2 separate regions of the Homo sapiens genome follow, and region 1 is linked to region 2. A link is a contact called in ENCODE Hi-C or POLR2A ChIA-PET data. All regions are on one chromosome and are shown on one strand. Each heading gives the region's core, a stretch centred on a gene start or an enhancer-like site at or near the end of the contact. The rest is flanking DNA. Distances are from core to core; before and after follow the strand shown. Region 1 has its middle 140 kb from the start of RYBP. Region 2 has its middle 100 kb from the start of LINC00870.

Region 1 (2,700 bases), core at 95-2,594, 54 kb after region 2:
CTCTAAAAAAAAAAAAAAAAGAATTCAAACTTCTTGGGGGGAGTTGTGAAGATTATCTGAGGTTCAACTGACTCCTAACTTGAGACCCAGTTAGTTATTACATAATAGTCACAAATTCAGTTGGCAGCACTCAAAAATTTATTTCCTAAGGGTAGATTTTTTACAAAGTGGGGTTCCAGTCCCAGTAATCTTTCATTCCTTGACAATACCAATTAATTATGATTGCTTGTTGTGGCTTCTCAGCCTCAGCACTGACATTTTGGGCTGGATACTTCTCTGTTGTGGGGGGCTGCCCTGTGCATGGTAGGATGTCTAGCAGCACCCCCAAACCCCACCCACTAGAAGCCAATAGCAGCTGCTTCTTAGCTGTGACAGCAGAAATGTCTTCCAGACATTGCTAAATGTTCCCCTAAGGGGTAAAGTCATTCTCTCCTCTAAGAACCACTGTGATAATAGCATAAAATACAAATATATATTCGTATAAACATGTATTAAGATATTGTGTTGAATGTGTACTGTAAGCCCTATATTATGCATATCCCATTGGGGAAGCTTATCAATGTGGACTGAGCCAGCTGAGGTCTCTTAAAATAAAGTCCGTATAAATTGGAGGGAAGACACCACTTCCTGAAGTAGGCAAGCCCGAGTGTCTTCCTGCCCCTAGGGACTTTCAAACTGCATTAAAAATGAGAATCATCTGTCTCAAAAATGTTTCCTTGTCAAGTTAATTGAATGGAGGAGGAGGTGGGGCAATGCCCAATCACCTCTTCCGCCTCCGTTTTAGCAAAAGCCAAAGGGCTTCTGGGAGCAACATCAGGATTTGTGTAGTGTTGGCGTCTTAAAGTCATGCTTTACTTTTTAACGATTCTTTTTAAGTTATAAAAATAATGCCGACAGCCAAGCCATGGCGGGTGGGAGGGAGGGATGGGGGTGTCCACAGGTAAAGACCAGGAAGATAGCAAAATTCAATTGAAGGCTGTCCTAGACGTTGCATGGAAGCCGCGGTTGCCTCTCACTAGCTGGTGTCCTTGGGCTAGTTACCTAATCTCTGACAGGGCTGACTTCACAAGCCTGTGTCCCAGGCAGTCACTCAGGGCCTGTGATCAGAAGGACACCTCACTTGGTTTAACAGTCTGCTGTGGTTTCAGTCTTGAAGTTCTTAATTTTTAAACCAAAGACCCCACATTTTTATTTTACACTGAATGTCCTAAATCATGCAGCCAATCCTGCTCTCTGAACTCAGTTTTTACATCTGTAAAGTGGGGGTCATGACACCCTCCCATTGCAAGACGACTGTGAGGGTTACACACTAGTCCAGGGGCTGACAGCTCTCAGCACTGCAGTTCCCTGCCCGGCCATCCCAGTGGCTGAAACAACAGTGTTTGCAGTCATTCTCAGGCCCCATCTCAGAAGGAAGTCTTTAACGACGGGCCTGAGACCATGACTCTGAGCTTCCGGAACCTTTGAAATTCTCTCTGTTTATTATTTTTGTGACTACCATCTGTTTCCTGTAGCAATGAACTCTTTAAATGAAAAGGTCTGTGGACTGAGGGGTGGAGCAGGAGGACAGCGGGGAGACTCCACCCTCCAGGGCAGCCTGGCTGGGGAGGAGAGTCCCCAGGGGAGAGTTGGCAGAGCAGAGCAAACAAGCAGCGTCCCCAGAGTGCCTGCAAGGCAGGAAGGAAGATCGCCTTCTCACGTTGCACCCTGTTCAGCTTTCCGAAGAGGGAGACAAAGGTGGAGTTGGAGCCAGTCCTCAGATTCGCGTGACTCCATGGCCCATCTTTTGCCTCCCTCTGCACGCCATGAGCTTCTGTAGTTAAAGGGCTCCTGGGGGCTGCGGCTCACCATCGCCCCACCTCCGCAGGTGGACTCTGGCAGGTTCAAGGAGGTAGAAGTGCTGAGGGACCCTGTCCTCTTGTCCTTTCTATCACTGCTACCCCAGCAGGTGTCCAGGCCCCCACCCCATCTCCACAGTTTGCAGATGGCCTGCGATGCTGAAACAGGAACATCCATGAGGGAGAAGTCGAAGGTGCCAGACAAGCACTCGGGACATGGCTGGAGGTTCCCCTCTGAGCTAGGAGGTCCCACCAGCTGTCCACAGAAAGGACCACCTTTGCAACTCCCATGTGTTGATGCTGTATGGTAACGCAGTAATAAGCTGGAGGGTGTGGAGGTGCTGACTGAGAGCCCTTGGGCATTGTTGGTGGGTGACCCAAGTCCCCTCTCCAGGAGGGGCTGGGCAGTACCTGGAAACTGAGTTTCCTCCAGCCCACATGGCCGCAGGACCTCTCTCCTTTATTGTGTCCCCTCCATCTCTCTTCCTTCCCCACCCAGAAGAAACCTTGCCATCTCCAGGCCCAGAAATTCATCTTGTTCCCAGCTCTCCTCCCCACTTCCGTCACTGATGCCCATCAGTCCTTCTCCTCCCCGCAGGCCTAAGATTTTGCAACTCCAAGGCCAAGAGCTGACATTCTCTTCTCTCCGAGTTGCTGCCTCTCCCGAGGCAATGAGAACAAAATGCACACAGCAGCCAGAATGGAGGAGGGGACGAGGGTAGAGAGAAACACCAGGAATAAAAACCTCATGCCTTCATACTTTCAGAGTCACCCGCCACCCCACTACATGCTCTTGAGGATTTATGGCAAGACCCATGATGATTTTTTTTGCTGATTTGTTTCACAAAAAAAAATTGACCTA
Region 2 (2,700 bases), core at 146-2,645:
TTTTTATACTTTATCTGTATTTTCCAACTTTTTATAAGAAATGTTTTGCTTATATGAGAAATATAGCTTTAAGATAAAGTTGACTGATCTGTATAATCTTTAGAAAGAAGAGAGAAACCTCTCTTGCTCTATGGGAAGGTCGCTCCTGTGGGAAGGTCTTGGCAGAAGGAAATAAACATGTTGAAGGCCATTCTCTGTAGCCCTGGTCACCTCCATCCAGCGAAAGTAGCAAAGGGACCCTGAATTTCCACCTCCTCCACTTCTAGAGGGCAGTTTGGTCAGCTTTCTCTCGCTGTCCTCTTTTCAAATAAGAAAAACAAGGACTCTAGTTCCCAATGTAAGGATCCACTCAGAGAAGCCCCCAAACAAGAAGTGAGCAAGAGCCATTTTCTATTCCTGCCTGTGAAGAACCTCTAGAAGTTGACTGCATTCCAGCAGCAGTTGCCTAGGGAACACCAGTGACAAAAAGGAGCCGTGAGGACACACTAAATAACTTTAGCAACTATTTGCATTTGGCAGATGTAGCCAAGGGCAGGGCCCTGCCTGGCTCCCTGTGGAAGCCGCAGGAGCCCCACAAGGAAGGGGGGGCCACTGGAACAGTCATAGGGGAGCAGGGAGGTGGGTGAAGAAGTGAGGGCCTTAACTCTTTCATTGCCCCTCCCCAAGCCTGCTGGGGCAAGGGTTTGTCCCAGAAGAGATCTCCTGGGCTTTGTGGAAACCCCAGAGAAAGTGCAGCCTCTTCCGGGAACTGGGTCCTCCCACACACCCACAGCCTACAGCCCCCCACCCACCCACCATGCCCCCCAGTCTTGCTTCTGCTTCCGCCACCAGGGAAGGCAGGTGACAGGATGGGCTGTGAGCTCCAGGCTCAGCCTTGCTGTGGCAGCTAATTGGGATGGTTTTTACCTGCCAGGTGAAAAGTCTGCCTGGGGAGGGGCAGTCAGCTCTCTGTCAACCCTGCTTCCTCTCTGTCTGCCAGCTCTCATTAGGACTAAGCCAGTCCCATGGAGCCCCAAGAGGAGAAGAGGCCAATGAGCCAAGCCGTTCCTGCCTGTGGCCTGGAAATCAGAGCTGCTTCGAGCAAGCTCTGCGCGGGCTCTTTAAGGTGAGCCCCAGTGCCTGGGCTTCCCACTCTCTGGGTGGGATGGAGACGAGACCGAAAATAGAAAGCAGCAGAGGCCCAGACCAAGCCTGGCTTTTCTCACTGCCCCCTTCAAAAAGTTCTGCTCAGATCAGATGATATCAGAAATGATTGGCGCCTTTATTTCCCCCCTTTGCTTCTAGTCCCCCACCCCCTTTCCAGTTTGACCACATCTGTAGGCTCTGTTGAAACAGAGCCAACATAAACAAAAACAAACTGAAACCCAGCAGCCAGCGAGGGCGGGATGTGCCACCCATCTGGGCAGGCCACGTGCAGGGCTGAGGACTGCCAAGGCACACCTCCTGCTGGTAAAAGGCACCGTGTGGAGTAATTAACCTCCAGGGCTTGGTGAGTGAAAAGCACCATGTAACCATGCTGGGTAATTGAAGAGGAAGAGAGGAGCGCTCTCCCGAGTGAACATTCAAATGTGTGCAGCTTGCTGGACCCTCTCAAGCAGGATGGCAGTCGGTTGGCCATGCCCCATAATGTGGCTGTCATCATTTGTCTTCCAAATTGTTGCCCAATCAGAATGGCTTCGGGACCCTTCGGCTTCTATGTATGCATATGTATAAAGAGACTTCTTAAAGCCATGCAGGATTTGTTGTTTTATTTTTTAGTGAGAATGTCCAGAGCTGGCGAAAGCAGAAGAGAAATAAACACTCCGGTAGTCTGCTGGTGAGGATGACAACTGGTCGACATTTCTAGAGGCCAGTTCCGGCTCCAACACTGCTTGCGTGTATCTGTGAAAGAGACCCAGGTGCCATGAGGCTAGGAAGGCTGGGATTTCGCAGCTCTTTGCACTGAAACTGCTGTTTCCTTGCTGGTGCTGCTGGAGATGAAAATCCACCATCCTCCAGAAACCCAAATCTCTCCTGGCACCAGCTCCCGGTGGCCAGCAAGTCCTATCATCAACTGGAAGAAATGAATGACATGCTCTCCGCATCACACTCACTTAGAGGGGTCACACAGCAAAGCTGCTTAAGCCCCTGAAGCATTTGAGTTTAGAGATGTCTCCCCTTCAGTTGACAGCTGTGACTTTCCAGAAAACACATATGCCACTGTGAGGTAGGGTAGTTTCTTGTATTCATTATACAGTACCCAGAGCTCCTCCCTGTGCTGTTTATGCTGTCAGATATCTTGTTTACCACGAAAGACACCATCCCCCATCATGGGGGTCCCCGAAACTGGACCACCATCCAAGCTATCTAAATTCATTAGTCCCAGTAGCATATGTCCAAACTCAAATGTGGATGAGTCAGGAGACTTCACTTCTTAGAGGCTGCAAATAGACAACCAGAAAAAGGATTCTCATCTAATTCTGTTCATCTGGTCGTTCAAATTCTGGTTCCTACTCCACCCAAAACACCATTACATGAGCCTGAGAAATGACTGGATTACACAGACAAATACATTCTCAATGCGTTCCTTGGGATTGTGGGATTAAGCTGATTTTCTGCCCTTCGCATCTTTCTTTGCAGTAAAGACTTTCTGCTCTTCCAAGTGATTTTGAGCCTATTATTTCACAAGTGTAGCAGATTGTTTGCAAAAATGGCCAAAAC

The links. Hi-C counts contacts between places; a loop is a spot of excess contacts on that map. ChIA-PET counts read pairs that join two places held with the same protein, here RNA polymerase II (POLR2A). Pooled maps may share reads with other maps.
Region 1: a map of naive thymus-derived CD4-positive, alpha-beta T cell shows a loop between it and region 2 (4-fold over the local background). The contact joins two enhancer-like sites. A Hi-C loop is called at or near these places in 1 of 168 maps with a recorded cell type or tissue (naive thymus-derived CD4-positive, alpha-beta T cell), 1 of 37 single-sample maps with no recorded cell type and 5 of 50 pooled maps. POLR2A ChIA-PET finds 5 or more read pairs at or near these places in 5 of 52 experiments (CD4-positive, alpha-beta T cell, HCT116, OCI-LY7 and 2 more).

The regions. Positions count from the first base shown.
Region 1 is chr3:72,309,172-72,311,871 of GRCh38, forward strand. No RefSeq gene overlaps it. Among named protein-coding and RNA genes, the nearest start is that of RYBP, 140 kb to the right of the region's middle. RefSeq lists enhancers at 1,175-1,484, 1,665-1,844. Within about 2 kb of position 1,345, at least 17 of the 41 ENCODE cell types and tissues checked have a DNase peak (open chromatin) inside an H3K27ac peak, as active enhancers do.
Region 2 is chr3:72,254,889-72,257,588 of GRCh38, forward strand. No RefSeq gene overlaps it. Among named protein-coding and RNA genes, the nearest start is that of LINC00870, 100 kb to the left of the region's middle. Within about 2 kb of position 1,396, at least 6 of the 41 ENCODE cell types and tissues checked have a DNase peak (open chromatin) inside an H3K27ac peak, as active enhancers do.